2 separate regions of the Homo sapiens genome follow, and region 1 is linked to region 2. Evidence: chromatin loops called from intact Hi-C (ENCODE). Cell type or tissue: dorsolateral prefrontal cortex. All regions are shown on one strand. Links, peaks and the distances in the headings refer to the core of each region. The heading gives the core; the rest is flanking DNA.

Evidence for each region. A loop is a pair of places that touch in the nucleus more often than their neighbours do. Peaks named below come from ENCODE experiments on the same cell type or tissue, not always from the same donor. Only the 100,000 strongest peaks of a DNase experiment are listed, where the experiment ranks them.
Region 1: it touches region 2 in a loop (4-fold over the local background); 2 of 110 quality-filtered maps call a loop at or near these places.

Annotation. Positions count from the first base shown.
Region 1 is chr20:15,649,465-15,658,919 of GRCh38, reverse strand. All of the region lies in intron 8 of MACROD2 (mono-ADP ribosylhydrolase 2), which reads right to left. Among named protein-coding and RNA genes, the nearest start is that of MACROD2-AS1, 720 kb to the right of the region's middle. In dorsolateral prefrontal cortex, for the core only: CTCF peaks have their summits at 4,394 and 4,601 (motif pointing right); a DNase peak (open chromatin) is centred at 4,572; H3K4me3 peaks cover 136 bases.
Region 2 is chr20:15,557,451-15,566,905 of GRCh38, reverse strand. The region is part of intron 8 of MACROD2 (mono-ADP ribosylhydrolase 2); the gene reads right to left. Among named protein-coding and RNA genes, the nearest start is that of MACROD2-AS1, 630 kb to the right of the region's middle. RefSeq lists an enhancer at 4,761-5,303. In dorsolateral prefrontal cortex, for the core only: a CTCF peak has its summit at 4,989; DNase peaks (open chromatin) are centred at 4,725 and 5,105; H3K4me3 peaks cover 617 bases; H3K27ac peaks cover 1,677 bases.

The sequences.
Region 1 (9,455 bases), core at 633-8,632, 92 kb before region 2:
CTTCTGGCTAGAAGAATCAGTAAGATCTTGACAGTATTGTTGCAGGCACTTTGGTGATGTGCTACCCTGAGAAATCCTGAATTGCACCAACATATCACTGGGGTCTCTTTAGCAAAAACCATCCTTGTGAGCATGTAGACTATATTAGAGTTTGTCAAGCAGAGCTCCCACAGAGCTGAGCCTTGCAAAGCACACAACATCTGGAAAAGAAAGTTTCTTTGGAAATCAGATCATGTAAATAAGCCCGTAGGGGGCTAGTGGGTTGGGTAGCCCTGCTCAGTCGGTGATGGAGGAAGCTGCTGCAGGGAGATTCTGACACGATGACCACTGGTCTGTCTATGGGTCATCCATGCAATTCCTCATTGTTTTGACCCTCCTGACCAACCTCACTTCTCTCTTACCGCCAATCATAGATCTCTGAAGAGAAACCTCTAGGCTGGACCACACACAGACCTGCAAACAATGAGGCCCAGAAAACAGATACTGCCTTTGTTATCCAGTGGATGATTCCAACTCACAGCCAGCAATCTATGCTTTCAATAACGAGGAGAAGGACTGACAAGAATCAAGCACATACAAGGAAAGCAGTCATGTGTTTAAGGACATACATGAAAATATCCAACAGGTTTCCCGCAGCACTCCATAAGTCAAATTGCATAGCGAGCTTGATATTCAAGTTAAAAAAAAAAAAAAAGAGAGAGAGAGAAAAGAAAAAAGCTTTTGTTTTGTCTATATTTTTTAAAAAAGCGTTTTCAAGTATTATTTTACTGTTTTTAATTATTAATGAATTATTATTTAATTATTAATCTCAAGGCAACAAGCTCTGCTATTAGCTCCCTTTGACAAAGGAGAAAATAAAGGTTAAGAAAAATCTGATTGCTCTTGACTATCTGAGGGTACAAAACTAATTATTATTATTATTTTTTGAAATGGAGTTTAGCTCTTGTTGCCCAGGCTGGAGTGCAATGGCTCAGTCTCGGCTCACGGTAACATCTGCCTCCTGGGTTCAAGCGATTCTCCTGCCTCAGCCTCACAAGTAGCGGGGTATTACAGGCATGTGCCACCACGCACAGCTAATTTTGTATTTTTAGTAGACATGGGGTTTCACCATGTTGGCCAGGCTGGTCTCAAACTCCTGACCTCAGCTGATCTGCCTGCCTTGGCCTCCCAAAGTGCTGGGATTACAGGCGTGAGCCACCACGCCCAGCCTGAAGCTAATTATTAAGACTGTTAAATAGAGCCTGAGTTTGAGACTAAGATGCTGTCTACTAGGTAAAAATATTTTTCTGTAGCCCATTTAATCATTAAGCACAATATAAATTTTGATCTTCACATACATTTTTACCATTAGAGTTTAAGCATATTTATTTCATAAAGGAAATATAAAATGACCTCTCATTTATTTATTTATCTATCTATCTTTGGTAAAGGATGTCCAAAAACTAACCAGTCTGAAATGGTATTGATTTAAGAAAATACATTTTCATGAAAACCAGCCACTGGAGCTTGGAACTGCTTTTATTCATCTCCCTCCCCATACCAGCAACAACAGGTAGCCGAATTCGATTTCTCTTTCTGCTCTTTAGTAGCTAGCCTTATGCTCTAAGGCTTGGAACAAATAGAAAGCATCAGAAGAAATAACAAATATTGCTGTGATTTAAAAACATCCTATTTGACGGATTATTAGGGGAGTGTGCTTATGTGCTTGTTTACTGGCTGTCATTGATTTTTACTCAGCATTGGATAATTTTTAAATTTTCCATGTGGCCATTCAGGCATATTCATTCATTTATTCCTTCTGCCTTCTTTCTTCCTTCTTCCTGTCCTTACCTTTTTTCATTCTTACTTGCCTGCAATTCTTCTTTCCTTCCTTCTTTCTCCTTTCCTTTCTTCTTTCCATGCCAAGCATGGAAACCAAGCAATTGAAGAGTCAAAGATTTAGAAATCAAATTGGAAACATCTTTATTTTTATCATATACTTACTTAAAAAATAGAAACTTTTAATAAATTATTCCTTCTTTTTTTTTCTAATACTTTTATGGTCTCTTCTTACTTTTGCCAAAACTTAGTAGTGCAATCTATTCTTGGGGGCAGGACTGGAGCTATGTTTAATTTATTAATTTTCCTATGCTTTATAATTCCTTGTGAAAATAAGTTAGTTATTTGGGAGCATCTGCATGCTATAGGGCTGTGTTGCATTTAGCCTATAGCCAGGTGAAAAAAACTCCCTCCGGCTCTGTTTAGCTTTCACACAGAGCTTTGGTCAGGGACCTCAAGACAGCTGACCTTCATTTACACTAAACCTTTCCTTATTGGACTCATATTAAAAGGGCCTGCAGTTCCAACTCTGGGGTTTGGCACAAACGATTCTAATTGCTCCTTTATCCAATATTCAGAGATAGGGCTCAGCCATTAGGCCCTAGAAAAGCAATATACAAATATTAGCTTGATGGACAAGGTTAGTAATAAGATACAGCTCTCCTCTGTATGTCACACTTGAGAGATGCAAGAAAGATAGCCATTCCTATTATTGTTCTCACACATTTTATAGCTGGTACATGTTTATATTTCCTGCTTAAAGATTGCAGGGCATAGCTAAAGGAATTTAAGACTCTGGAATTCATACAGCCTGACTCTTTTATGCATTCCTTCAGAAACTAGTTAGCCCTGTTATCAAAAGGAGAAGCATTCTGCCTCTGACAGGCTACTGAGTCAAAATCAGAAAACGGATCCCAATAGTATGTTTCAATACTGCAACCCCAGCACTATCACTCATGAAGACTTTTTATTCGGCCCCCAGAAAAACACAGCTTGCATTAGACAGACTCATGTGTATAAGCCAAAAACAATAGGGGAGTTAAATCCACCACGGAGTTACTAGATCACTGGAGAAATGGAGATGGTGTCTGTAAAAGTAACTTGGTAACAATCCAGGTTACCATTACGAGGATAACATTTCACTAAATGATGGTAAAGACTTAATTCGTAACAAAGAGGAGCCACAACAGCAGAAATCAAAGATGGAAAAACAAACTACTTTCCTCTTTTTGAGCTGCATGCTCTGTTTTATTTACATAAGATATACACCATATTCAGGAGCAAGCCTTCCAGACCCCAGCTTCTTACTTTTGGCAAAGAAAAGTGCGTGTGGACATGTGTGTGTTGCAAAGGTGGCAGGGAGGGAGGATTCTCAAATGTTTCCAGTATATGTTTTCCTTGACAGATTAAATAATAATAGAAAGTTATGACATTAAAAATACATCATTCGAAATAATGTTGACGTGTCTTTTCCTATATACATTTTTTCTTTTGTGGTAGGTGGCGTAATGTTACACAACTTTTAAAAAGTGCAAGGCAGGCTGTGAATTACTTCTTTCAAATCTTTACGTCAAGGGAGCAACTTTTCAAAAGTTATTCCGAAGCCCAGGATTTCTGCTCCCCACACCTAAACCCCAAACCACTTGTGAAAATTCAGCTTTTCAAACAGAGCTTGGCTCTATTACTTCCAGCTGTCTCTATCTTGCCAAGTGTCCTGACACACACATATTCTATCGGTAAATCAACAGAGAAAGAGAAGAGAATGTTAAAAAAAAAAAAAAAAAAGTGGAACTCTAAAAAATGAATATAAAATGCCTAAACATCTCTATTTTCAAAAGGTATATATGCACATACCAAGGTAATTTTCTACAATTATCAGAGTTGTCCTTTTTCACATCTAAGTATTATACTATCACCCCCTTTTTGAGAATGTGTTTTACACACACACACATACATACACACAACACACACACGCACACACATACACACACACACATTGTATTTTTCAAGTGTGATTGAAATCGTTTACTTTATCTGACCTCATGCCATTTCTATGAACTGCTACCTAACTTGAGTCCTATAGACGAGACTTAGTGCAGTCCGTGGAGAAGCATGGTGACTCAAATCATATGCGGCCTCCACCTTCATCTCTCCAGCTGTAGAATCACTGTGTGCCGATATCTACAGTGACATTTTCAAAATTAGATACTCTATATGGGGGAAAGCATGGGCCCCAACTCACAAGGACAAAGCAAGGACTGCTTGGTATTTTATTTCTGTGGCAGGTTATTTAGGATACAAGGGGCACTAATTGGCACCCTCCCAAGCTGTGACATTTGTGATCTGCTGCCAAAGGGCAAGAGAAAGATGTGTAGCTGCCTTTTCTTCCTTGTGTGCCATCAAACAGATACCAAAGCAATCGTCTCCATTCTGACTCTGAGAACTCTGGGACAGCTTAGCTGACAGACTTAACCATTTCCCCACTCCCCCATCCCATCATTTTGAAGGGGGCAGTTTGAGTTTGTTCAAATGTGGTGTGGGCAAAATCACTTCAAGTGGAGGGGTGCTTAGGGAAGAGGGAGAGATATCTACTTTGGCTTGTAATTGTGTATTAGCTTGGTGCAAAATGAATGGCAAAAGCCGCAATTACTTTTGCACCAACCTAATACGTAGACTTCTGAACTCCCATCTCCTCTGGGCCTTATGCCTGCCAGACAAGCATTTTCCCCCAGGCTGTTAAGAGGTATTGACAATGGCACATTTTAAACTCTAGGGGGAGCTCCTGGCACCCACTTACCAGGAGGTCACTATGGTAAAGGTGGAGCTCAGTATGCTAAGTAAATGGGGTTAGAAGTGAAACTTCTCTGATAATGGTGATGCTCTTGACTTTTCAGGTTCTTCCTTGTTGCTTTCTCTGAACTTCTGCATGGTATGTGCTTTTATAACCCTATTGATTTAGCCTTTTCTCCTTTACAACCGGTCACATAAGTTAGGGCCGGCGCAGCCTGCTGTTTGGGAGGGTTCCCATCCTGTCAACCATGAAAAGCGCAAGGTAACCAGAGAATAGGGCTGGAATGGGATGCTTATCCAAACTCTGCCCTAGTCGGAGGGACATAGATCTTGTCCTCTTTTCCATGTCTTCCTGCTTGCTTCCTCCTCTGCTTTTCTTCCATTGGAGTGGAAAAATCAAGAAAGCCTAGAAAAGAGCTGGCCTAAATTCCAGCCCCTAATTCTCAGATAGCAAAAGAATGCTGAGGGTTACAAGGTCTTACCAGTTTTCCAGTATGAATACGGGATAGGGATTTATAGTCAGTCCCAGAAAGAGGATGTCTTGTTTGTGGGTTCCTGTGTTTATATCCCAACAACCCAGTGCACTGGTAAGTGTTGAGAAATGATTCAAGGATGTGGAATCATCTTGAAGTCACTGTAGACACCTGACCAACAGCAGTCATAGGCCACTGAGGGAAAGAATGCTGGTGTCCTATCACTGCAGAAGCTCCAAGTGGCAGCCTACTATGAGTTTAGACTGACTTACGGAGATAATAAACACTTTTATGACTGAGCCAACCAGATGTTGGAATGGTGGAATCCAGTAACAGATTAACCTAACTGAATCTAATTGCTGCACATTCAGACTGAGTGATTGATGCTCCACTGATCTTGCATATAGCCAAAATATTCATCTACTGCACGACAGCTGATTCTGCCCATACTTGTTGACATGGCACGTTTGACTTTAGTCACATGTCCATATATTTTTCTTCTTTCTCTCTGATAATAGAAATCATGTGCTTCTCATCTTTGTATCATCCACGATGTCATGAATAAGTGACCAAAAATTATTTATTGAATAAAAGACATAGCAATTTATGTGCACAAATAAAGAGAGTGCTAATCTGTTTTGGACATGTCTAACTATGCAGATGGCAATTACCTCTAGAAGGTTCACTTTAGGTGTAAGAGATAGAAGTCCAAAAGTTTAGGATTTGAAGAGTGTGTAGGGCCTAGAGGAGAAATTAGAAATTTGTACTTGTTTTACTTTTGTCTTTTCTAATGTATTATCTTTTAGATCTTTCCTACTTGAATGAATTCCTCGCCCAACATTATACAAAATGAGATAATGCAATTATCAGGCCAATTAACAATAATGCAATAATTATAGCAGTAATATTAGTTGTAGCTTTAGTGTTACAACAGTAAGACTTCTGTGCATTTTTCTATGCATTTTACTCATATTAACATATTTAATTCCCATAACAACCAACCCTGTGGAAGACAGCATTTGTATGTACTGTTATACTTATTTTATGAATGAGAAAACTAGGGCAGAAAGGGAGTAGATGAATTACTCAAGGCAACTATGTAAAAAAAAAAAGAGCTAGGAAACCACAAAAGTCAAAGTCAATAAAATAGACTTGTGGCATTCACACTTTTAGCACTTATGAGTTTACATCTTGATTATTAATCTGAAAATCCATGATGTAGTAAGGTATAATTTTGCAGATGCCCAAATGTTAATAGTGTCCACTGCAAGGCTGACATAGAAATAAGTCACCCAGCTAGTTAGTGAACCTAGTCATCCACACAGCAGCCACTTCTTAGAACACTTTCTTTATTCTCTTTTCGATCTTTTCTATATTACTGACTGTGGCAAAGTAAACTTTTCTGTTCTCCTGTGAAATAAAAAAAATACACTAAACAAAATACAAAAGCTTAGTGTGAAAGATGAAAAGAATTAACTTGTAATGTGAATATATGCATTGAAAGCACATGACTCTCATTGGAAATAGAAACCAAGAAAAGCCAGAACTAGCACTAACATTTCTAAACTCATATTTGGAATTTATTAAAGCTTATGAGAATTATCCTTTGTGACTATAAAGGGCCTACTGAACAACAGTCTCATAAAGAAAAGGCCTTTTTTGATAAATAATCATGGAGTATGTGATCAACACTAGCAGGTGAGTGCTTGTTTCTGACATCAGTGTCTAGGAATCAGAACAATGGGTTGCTTATCAAATGCTGTGAGCAAGGTTCTGGGCCAAGTATAAAATGTAGGTAAGCAGAGCCAGACCTCCCATGGCCACGCAATAAGTCTGACTCCAACTATCTCATTAGCTTCATGGGGCTGCCATCTCCACCATTACAACCCTGGTTTATTTAGGCTCTGTTTCTGGAAGGCTCTTACTAAAATGCAAAGTAATTAGGAAAAGATAAAAAGCAACCGAGAACCAAGTAAGCCATTCCCATAACCATTTATGAAATTATCTTTTCATTAGTGCTTCAACAGAAAAGGAAATTTATAGAGATCGAGATGGGACCCATCATTATGGAGCATGGGCCACATGGGGGTGAGCACATATCCAGGAATAATCTCGAGTGGAGGTGCCTGGAAGAAGCCTCAGGACCACTGGAGTTGAAAGATGACAAGACATAATGGGAGGATGATTGGATTGAAAGCGGAGTCACTGATACACCACTTTCCAGGTGCCACCTCTTTGCATCATATTGACCCTGTTAAGTTTAATATGATACAGGTAAGGCTGACAGACAGAGCTGAGAGCCTGGATTAAAAGCATAAAACCCACAAAGCCGAATTTAATGAAGCAAACTTTTGCCAACGACCCTGGTGTTTGGTACAAACCTGATAGCTTTCCTAGTGCAAGTTCTGGGTCACAGAGCATATGTTGGCTAGCATCTACTCTCATTCCCGATTAATTATAGATGCTGGATCTATAAGATCCTTTGTTAGAAATAACTAAATAATAAATGCCTATAAAGCAGTTTGCGTGCTGTGCTTAATAAGAACAAACTCCACAGAAATCCAATTTAAACACTTATTGCTTTTTTGAGCCAGAATTAAATTGGATTTGTGTTTCTGAACTCTTTGGCATCAACCATTGCATGGGTGGATTTGGCACAAGGACCGCCTCTGGGGCCAGCTGTGCAGAAATGTTGTTTGCCTCAGAAGTTGGTGTTTACCAAATATGGCCTCTGGAACAAACCAAAAACCCAACCATTTTCAAATTTTCAAAGGGTGTCATGAAGTTCTCAAAGATATTCTCCAAGCAAAAATAATTTGTATTCACTTCAATTTCAAAAAGTAATAAACAGTACCCTCTAAGAGAAGAGATTATGCCAAGAGCAGATAGAAAGGCTAGGATGTCCAGTTCCATAAGGATAAGAAGATCATTGTCAGGTGTGCTGATGACACCAACATGGTCAATAATGTAGAGTTTTCAGTCTTCTGAAAAGGTGTGGAATGGCAAGCGCAAGGGGTTCTCAGGTTTCACATGTTATATGCCTTGTTTCTCCTATTTTAGCATCTTTTGCATACTAGGTTGTATTTTAATTCATTGAAAAACAAAAAAAAATTGTGCTATCCAACATCAGTGGTGCAGATAGGCAGTATCATGAACAGAACTGCTGAACAGTCTTTAGACAACACTGTGAAATTTGTTTTCCTTTATTTTATAAAAAGTGAGTGGAAAACAGAAAAAAAATTAAATGTATATTTATAAGTTCTATGACCTGAACACAGATGGTCATTTTCAGGTGAGCCTAGAGCAAGGAACTTGCTCAAATCAGAAGCACTTTGGATTGACTTTGCTGTATGTGTGTTTGCCAAGCGAAAGAATATACTGCAATTAAAGAAGATAACAAAAGTGTGAGAGAAATGACAAAGAAAGGCGGTAGTATGGAGAAAAAGGAGATCAGTTGCTGGAAAGCAGCATAATTTTTTTTCAGAGACTCAAAAGCAGAGGGGTGTCCTGCTCCACGGAACTGTTGATACAATCTGGTATACATTGTCATTTATCAACAGGAAAGGAGGTTGACGTTCAGCTTTCTCATGACCATTTATTTTTAAGAAAACCTGTTTGGATTCCATTAAAGCTGGCATTGCTGAGCCCAGCCAGATTTCCTACACATTCCCTACTTAATTCCTTTATACAAACCAGAAGCAGCAAGTCCTTCCCCAGATCCAAATCATGACCCTTTATCTACTGATAGTCACATCAAGTAAGCAGAGAGAACTAGAATTTAAGGGAAGCTATTGTCTTACAATATTAACATTTGTTATCTAAATTTAATAGTGAATTATTATTTTTAAATAGTCATGGGTATGTTTCATAGCATCCAATGGGGAAGAAGTAAGTCTATTTATGTATACCATAATTAAGAATTACAAAAGATATGAAACTATTTTAGAAGCAAATCTTCTGCTCAAATTTTGTATATGTGACATCTTTGGGTTATGGAAAGCATTCTTGATAAAGAAACACACAGTCTTAAATGGCTTTGCAATAATACACACCCAGATTTTTTTCCAAGCCTATAAAGGACATTGTGGCTTCCTCCCCAAAGATCCCCTCCTCAAAAAGTAGACCCTAATTTGTCTAAGCCAATCAGAGTGGTACTATCTTTCTTGACACAGAGATTGGTTAAGAAATCGCAGGCCTAAACTAATTGCCACATAGCAACCTAATGACTTCTGTGAGTCACTCAGAAGTGGCCCCAAGTAAGGCAAAGCTTAGGACTTTCAATGGGATTTTGGAAACAGATGTTTTCTCTGTGTCTGGACAGTGAGAGTTGAGGCTATGAGATTTGGAACAACTGCAGGCAAGGAATAAAATGAG
Region 2 (9,455 bases), core at 431-8,430:
CAGGTAAGTGTAAGCAGACAGACACAGTAAGAACTACGAAAGGAAACAGTGTAACTATGGTAAATTACTGCATAATTGGAAAAGAACTACTTGGAGTATTAGAAGAGACCTGCAGATAAACAGGGGAGGCTTTTGAGATAAGTTTCAGAGTGATGCTTATTCACACAAATGATTAACTGAAGGATGTTTTCTTGGCCTAAGCAATAAGATGGAAATGATGACAGGGCAAACTACTGGGAATGCCAAGAGCTTTTCTTCTTCTTTTAATGACAAGAAATACAAAGGTAGAATGGAGTTAGAAGGGAACGTATGAGACTGGAAAAAGTCCTGAACACAGAGGTCCCAGTCATACAGTAAGCAAAATCAGTTTCAATTTCAAACTGGGAATTGTTCCCTTTTTTTTTTTTGGAGACAGAGTCTCACTCTGTTGCCCAGGTTGGAGTGCAGTGGCACAATCTTGGTTCACTGCAACCTCCTCCTCCCGGGTTCAAGCTATTCTCATGCCTCAGCCTCCCGAGTAGCTGGGATTACAGGCGCACATCACCACACCCGGCTAATTTTTATTTTTGTTTTTTAGTAGAGACGGTGGGGGGTGGGTTTCGCCATGTTGGCCAGGCTGGTCTTGAACTCTTGGCCTCAAGGAATCCACTGGCTTCAGCCTCCCAGAGTGCTTGGATTACAGGCATGAGCCACCGTGCCCAGCCTCTGGGGATTGTATTTCTAATGGGGTTTCACTAATGAGTAAATGGATATCAACTGCATATATTATTTTTAAGAACAAGCTTGGGTATGGTAACAGCTTTTTAAATTAATGATTTTTTTCCTCTACTTTTACTGTGGCCATAAGCAGATGTCCAACTTTTTCACAGAACTGTAGTGCTGAAAGAAGCTCAGAGATCACGTGCCTGAGTCGTTTTATTTCACAGATAAGGCAAATGAGGTCACAGGGCTAAGAAATGGCAGGAAAAGGATTAGTACTCTGAGTCCTAACTGCAAACCCAGTGTGGCTTGGTAAAGTAGACCAGGTTTTCCCCTTACAGCACTACTAAAAGAATACCAGGCTGAGTGCAGTGGCTCATGCCTGTAGGAGGGTCACTTGAGGCCAGCCTGGGCAATACAGCCAGACCGCGTCTGTAAAATATTAAAATTAAAAAATTAGCCACGTGGGAGGCTGAGGCAGGAGGATTGCTTGAGCCCAGGAATTTGAGGCTGCAGTAAGCTACGATAGTGCCGCTGAACTCTAGCCTGTGTAACAGAGTGAGACCTTGTCTCTAAACAAACAAACAAAAAAAGAATACCAACTGTACCCATGACTTGTTGCTCAGCTGACAAGTCTACTTTCTATATCTCAAGAAACTACATACACAAGTATCTTACAGTTTGAAAGGATCTCACACTATTTGGTATTTTATTTAATATGCTAAAATAATTATTTCAGTGAATGCACCTACTCACTCATCATCTCAGAAATTCCAAACAAATATGTAGATAAGAAAATTCTGTGAAGTAATCACCATATAAACATGAAGTTTGCAGAAAATCATTTATGGTTACAGCCATGTTTATAAATAAATGTGCATATTCAACCTAAAAGCAACTTTAGACTCCTTGCGTGTTTACCTCTTTAGATACTCAGAGATCTCTAGGGATTTATTTTCAGATGAACATTTGCATTTGAAATGCTTCCTGTTGGTAATCTGTAAGATGCAAGTTAGTTACCAGAAAAGCAGAAGCACAACAGAGTTTGGTGAGCAGTGACACAGCGGTCACGTAACAGCTCTTGGTGGCAGGCTTGCTGGGGTAGCTGCTCCATATTGTCTTTTAAAATACTGTATTTTTGAAAGCAGCTTCATGATATCCCAGAGCTAACTGGAGATGGCAATTAAATGCAATGGATCCAGTACATTTGCCAGGAAAACTGGCAAAATTTAAAGGTGAATTGTGGATTAAACAACAGTATTTTACTCACTATAATTTTGTAGCATGGTAGTTTATCTGGGGTCATGTAAGAAAATATTCTTGTACATAGGAAACACTCAATTATTTAAAAGTAAAGTGGCAAGATGTTCATAACTTATTGTCATTGTTCAAGGGAAAAATACATATATAATGACAAAAAGCATATGGGAAAAATGTTCAAAATGTTGACAACTGGTAACTCTGGTAAACATATTACCAGCCTTCTCTCCAGCATTCTTGCAACTTTTCTGTAAGATTGTGATTATATTAAAATAAAAAGAAGAAAAAGCATTTTCATGAAACCATTTTATTTTCACCTCATATCATGATTTTGCAGGCATTCCTTATGTGTTAGTCTTGTTCTATTTCCCACATTTGTTGACACGGTACCTACAATTGCCTGCTAACATGCTTTTAAACCCAGCTGCGAAATGTGCTATAAGTAATGTCAGAGGTACAATAAAAAAGATCCAAAGTGGGTAGTAGCATGAAAATACATTTTCAACTTGTAAATTAAAGTGGAAAGCAGAGAAATCAGAGTTTTTAAGCAGACATGAGCACACCATCTTTTTCATCATGCAAAAATTCTTCATATTTTCCTCAGCATATAACCAAAAAGTGACCTGCAGACATTTTGCTGTCAAAAAGATACCAGTGTTACGTCGGGTAGCATAGACAGATAGTGACAAAAATGAGCGAAGGTTCCTAGATGCACTGTCTGAAAGTCAGGCTGGTTTGGGGCTGGATTTTAATATACTTACCCCAGTTATCTTCACTTTCACAGTAACAGTGATGGCAACTGACAGTATAATTATCTTTCAAGGACTGAACTGGTCTAAGAAATATTCTTCTAGCGTGTCACACACTGTTGATATTAAACTGGCGACATGAGAAACCATCTGGAAAAAATCTGGGCATAAGGAAGTTTAGGGGATCTAATCCAAGCTGGGTTTTGGCTGATTTACTTCAGTTCACTCAAATCTCATTTAATAATATGAAATAACACACACGGAAAAAGGAAAGAAAAATGCTATCCTTTGTTCCAGCGCTGATTAAATGGAATCATATGCATGGAAAACAGTTTAAGGATTCCTTCATCCTTACCCTGCTTTCATTGATCATTTTGTTTCCTCTGCTAGTAAGACAAACAATGTGCTATATCCCTGTCTTTCAAACTACTTTTTAAAAGGTTTTTATAGTCAAGTATTTCCAGCAAAGAGCTAGAAGTGTGCAATAAAATATATTATTTTATGTCTTTGATCAATCCATACCACACTCTGTTAACTCATTTATTCTGCTAAGAAAATGCATTTTTCTTTTAAACTTAAAAAAGAGATTTTTCTCTGCTGTCTACTAAAGTGAAATATACTTTTTAATAGTTTTAGTGCCAAAATAATTTATAGTCTTTCTTTTAAGATGGTTTACTATGTATTCTTTCTTATTATGCTCAATGTTTGCAAGTTTCACATGAAGCCTGAATGCAAGCATGAAGAGTAGAGATGTTTAGAGAAAGGCTTTCTAAGGCCATAAAAGCAGGACACCAGGAACTAGGCATATTCATCTCTACTGGACTGGATATTAAGGGCATGGACCAGGTGTAAAATACAGAGAAAAAGAGGCTTTAGGAGGAGGGTTAGGAAGTCTTTCATAAGAAGGAGGATGGGACAGAAGAAGGGGGTTGCACAGCAAGCTAGACTAGTATCTCTCAGCTTTCTCCATCTTCTCTGATAGACATTGATATCAAGATATGAGAAGCACATCTTTCTAGTTCTTTGTTACCACCCAGTCCACAAGTGATGCTGTTCCTAAGGGCATCAACACTGCATCCTCATCAGCGAATAAGCATTTGTGCATGGCTGCATGCACACACATATTTCGAAGACCCCATTTGTCTGCCAGCCATAGCATCAGGAATAAAGGGGAAGCTGTTGGTTTTCTTTTGTAATTTCTTAGACCTATATAACTTTGTATTCTGCTCAAACTGTACGTTTCTACACAAACATGACATGCACCATAAGATGATCCCAGGCTCCCTCTGTCACTGGGTCTCCCTAGCTCCATCCAGATGCAACTATCTCCTTTCTAAGGATCATCCCCAAATTGCCCAAATCCATCTGACCCATCTTATTTTACTCAACACAATTCAAAGGTCTTATTTTCATCTCTGCCATGGAGATCATTTCCATTAGATAACACATAGAGAAAATGTCAATTGGACTTCAGCCTTACTCTGGAGCTACTTTTTAAAGTGGTCCTTCATTAAAGCATGCCCTAAGTAATCATCCCAATGATTAAAGACTTCAGAAAGTTTGCTGCTGCTGCTGCTTAAAACATTTAGAACAAATCACCTTTATGTACAGAAAGTAAAGTGATGAACTCCAACAAGCCTGTAACACACACACACAAACATTACCTTCCAATATTCATTCCCTTTCTGTCATGCATCTATATTATCACAGAATGGGATATTTTGGAATCTCTATGCTTGGATTTAGTTAAAAAATATTAGGAGACCTGGAAAGCTTAGGTGCACCTAATCATAGCTGCTGGCAAGAAATGTGGTGGAAAATGGGACTTTTCATACTAATTAACTTTGTATTCACACATGGGCTTCATTTTCCACATCACATACTTATATGAAGGCCCCACATCACAAAAGGGTTAGGATTCCATCAGAAACAAAGACAGCTGTAAAATCCTCACGTAGCTGCTCCAAGATGGACAGAGCTAGAAATATACCAAAAACTAAGGCTGGCTGGTGGGGGATGGGGGTGGGGCAGTAGGCAGCAGTCCCAATAGAAATAAGTATGGAAATATGAGACTTAAATGTTAAATTCTTTACAAGAATAAGTTGTTGTCTACACTCAAAAGAAATGTTCTATATGCAAAACTTTATTATGATCATATTGTTTCCAATGGTACGAGAGAGGCTGCTTCCTTCCAGAAATAAGTCAGGCCTGATTTTTATGCTGATTCAACATAATCTTGACAAACAAAGCAGCAAAGAGTTCTCTGCCAGGAAAGTACATGCATAATTGTTGAGATCTACTAAATAGTCTCTTGTTCAACACAGGGTGTCAAGCAGAGATGTTGCAGTAGCTGAGATAAAACAGCAGTGTGCTCTGTTCTTATTTTAATTCCCTCGGCACGCCCCAGGGTTCACATGGCTACGGAAGAAAAAGCAGCAGCTTTTCACCCCAGTATAGCTTGTCTAATGATAATTACTGATAAATAACTTAGCATAAAATAACAAAAGCCAAAGGCACTGCTTAAAAAATCTACCCTAACCATTTTTCTCCTTCTCATTTCATCTCTCTCATTCATTCATTTAAAAAAAAATTGATTTTCACGAAGGATAAAGGAAAATACCCTACTGAAGGCAGATGAGGCCCCAAACATACTGGTTTTAGGTAGCACAGACAGAACAGTATTACATTTTAGCCTAGTAGTACCAAGCAACATAGAGAATCTCCAAGAACATCAAAGCAAGTAACCACCCTACCCAGCCAGATTCAGCCCAAAATGTGAAACTTAGCTGTTGAGTAGTCAAAATGACAACATCACTACAAATTGCCAGCAAAATTCCAAAAGCTGAACTAATCTACAGATCCTGAGGAAAAGATTTTCTCTTATCTTTCTGGTTCACTTTGCATATGCTGCTGGAAAGCGAGAAAGCTAATTGCATAATTCATGCTTATTCCAATAAAATGCGTAATGACAGCAAGCCCAATTTACCAACACTTTGAAGAATAAGGATATTGAGGCAAAGGAGGTGAAGGCTGTGAAAAGACCATGAATGATGTCATTGAGTAGCGTTCTCTTACAATACTCACTGCCTCCATGTCAGGAAGTATGAGCTTCTGATGTTCCCTGACTACACCAAGAGTATCACAGTGTCTGTCTTAATGCCACATCCTCTTGGGATCTTTAAAATTTCTCCTTTGTTTGGGCAAATAATTTAAGTAAGAGCTCTTTTGTGGCCTTTTAGATCTAGACATCTGGAAACAAGTTGACTTTGATCATTTAGTTTATTCTTTCCCCTTTACTCAACCCATTCCCCTTCTGTTTTAGACATAAACCAGACCACCTAAAGCAAAATTATGTGTCCAAGAATGGAAAAAAAAATTGACCTATACAGAAAGACTATGATCAGTCTTTTTTTTTTTTTTTTTTTTTTTTTTTTTGAGACTTTGTTATGCCCTGTGGCCCAGGCTGGAGTGCAGTGGTGCAATCTAGTCCTGCTGCAACCTCTGCCTTCCAGATTCAAGTGATTCTCCTGCCTCAGCCTCCCGAGTCACTGGGATTACAGGCACACACCACCATGACTGGCTAATTTTGTATTTTTAGTGGAGGTGAGGTTTTAACCATGTTGGCCAGGCTGGTCTCAAACTCCTGACCTCAAGTTATCTTGCCTACCTCAGCCTCTCAAATGCTGGGATTATAGGCATGAGTCATTGAACTCAGCCCATGATCAGTCTTGACTTATTTCCAGGTTATTTTTCAATGGCAAAATCCCCCCAGCATCTAGCACTAGCATTACATCTTTTCTTTTTAATAATTGTTTTATCATCTTATCATATTCAGATAATATACTATAATTTTACAAAGTAATTTTTATTCTTCTTATTTTACAAATGAGTGACCTGAGTAGTACAGAGATTAAGAAACTCACCTAAATTTCCTCAGGTAGTTAACTGGTAGAGATGGGAGTCAAATTTGGGTCTCCTAATTTTACTCCAACACAATGTCTCTTACTTTCACAATTCTTTAGCCAGCCACAAATAGGCGAACAGGCATAAAATGATAGGAAAACATGGTTGCCCTTTTAAACTAGAAGAGACCACCATAGCCATATGTTTTGGTCAAAATCTTGAGATTTGAGGCAGAAAGTGACATGGATTATGGCTGTGGTGTCTTTAATTTTGATGAACTAAATAAAAAGTATTGCAGTTTGAGAATAATAAACCATCATAACTCTCTAACTTCCAAACCATGGATGAATTAAAAATATGTGCAAGAGTCAGAGATGAAAACATCAGCCTTCTAATTTGGAAGACTGGATTGCAAAATGTAGCTTGAACACAAGGTCAGAAGTCTTTCTATCCATTGACTCCATGTTTATAACTTGGACCTATAGATTGTTGAGAATTGGGTTTTCAGGACAGACAGGCAGAGAACTTCATAGAAAATTCCATCTCCTCACCCCTTATTGACCACTGTGAGCCCAAGAAGAGTGACTGTACATGCGCAGTGATGCTTAATGCACTGATTTTACTCAGCAGAAGAACATGGACCAATGGTTGTCAGGCTCTTGCCACTCAACCCGTCATCTCTCTTCCCATGAGAGAAGTCAGAGAACAATGGAGAGAATTCAGCTCTTTGTCCTCAATTCTTCCAAGGGTTGACAGAAGTTCTCATTTTATGGGGTGGCAAGAATATGGGAAATGGGTGAGGAGATGGAGCAAATGTAAACCTACTTTGGTCTTAAATAAGATTGCGATTTCAATATTTAAACTCAAAAATAACAATGATTCTATTTTACTCAACTAACATTTGTTTGATGCATTTAGTGATCCTACTCCAGAGATTGATTTAATCATGACTATTCTTTATTTAATATTTTATTCACTCTTGTTATCTAATTGTTCTAGGCTCTTACCTTCATCCACACATGTGATAGTCAGCCTGAGAATCTTTTTTTTTTTTTTTTTTTTTTTTTTGAGACGGAGTTTCGCTCTGTCGCCCAGGCTGGAGTGCAGTGGCGCGATCTCGACTCACTGCAAGCTCCACCTCCCGGGTTCACGCCATTCTCCTGCCTCAGCCTCCCGTGTAGCTGGGACTACAGGCGTGCGCCACCATGCCCAGCTAATTTTTGTATTTTTAGTAGAGACGGGGTTTCACCATGTTAGCTAGGATGGTCTCGATCTCCTGACCTCGTGATCCGCCCGTCTCGGCCTCCCAAAGTGAGAATCTTTAATGCATTATACAAAAAGGAAAATGTGATCCTAGTAGCATAACTAAATGGTTCAGTCAGAGTTTTGCAATAATTCAACAAAATGTTTAATTTTGATAGTCACTTAAACTAATCTTTTCTTTATAAGAAATACATATACACATATCAAAGAAATGATACTATCAGGGCTTCAGTAACATTTTTAATGTAGGAAAGAATTTCAGACACAGAGTTAGAATTCAGTGGGCTGCCTGAAGTTTTCTTTCCTAACCAACACTTCTTGAGCTCAGCCAATGGGAGGAAGAGTTATGTTATCAAAGGAATATAACTTTTCAAATTCTGGTGAGGCCACTAAAAGATAAGGGAAAGGGGGAAAAATAATAACACACTGGTTTCATATGAAACATATGAAACCACGTTTCAATGTAGCCAAAATGAGCCCCTTCACCAAGATGTGGGTTGGGGGAACCCCAGCACCTTTGGCAAGTGTTTTAGAGGCTGTTCTCTGCAGGCCAGTGTGGGACAAAGCATTAGGTTGGTGCAAAAGTAATTGTGTTTTTTGCCATTGAAAGTAATAGCAAAACCCGCTATTACTTTTGCAACAACCTAATAGAAATGCCTGAGGATTTCAGTGCAGGAGGGAAGGTGCTGGGGTGGCTCAGGCCACAGATTGAAAGTTTGGCAGCTGGGGCAGAGTGGTCCTGAAGAGAGCACAGTAGGCAAGAAGTCAGCAGGATAATCAGAATGGAATGGCCACTGAGGTCTTTAGTGGTGGTGAAGTGCTCATAGTCTGGCTAGAGCCAAAGTACACGGGCAGCCCAAGATGGGCTTGATTGCTTTGGGCCAGGATCTAATGAATTTCCATTGACACGATAGTAGAGAAACCCTGAGTGTCTTACCTGATTTCTGACTCTTGTCATCTTTTTATATCTTAGTTATGCTTACCACATAGAATTGGGTAGAGATTGATTGAGATTTGAGTAAAGCGTATTACAGTGCCTAACATATAGTAGCCACACATTAGATTATTACTATGTGAGTTTGTCCCAGTTGAAAGTGCTTTCTGAGTGGTCGTCTTTATGAGGGGGAAGTTGATGACTCCTACATAACATGGCTGGGGATGAACAAAGGAGCAAAATGTGCCAGATTGCCCGACAATGGTAATCTGCTGGAGTTCAGTAAGACAAACAAATAGCTCAGAGACCAGGGGATATTCTAACAGCTGCACCAAATTAAGCCCAATTCCCCCTTCTGTACTCTCTGTGTTCCATCATGAGTTCAGAAAGATAAACTCTGAGACCAATTCAGTTTGCTCTCTATAGTAAACATGTGTGACCATTACTTGGGCTAAAGTTTCTATTGGCCCTTTGGCTTAGGTCCTAGAATGTCTGACTTAGCTCTAGGGTCTCAGGTAACCACAGATTTTTAAAGCTCTGGTTTGGGGATGACCCAAGGGGCCAATGGTAAGCTTGCTAAATCTGTGTGTCAGGGGAAAAAACAAAAGATTATGCTTACATTTCTTGTCTTTGGTGTGTGTGTTTGC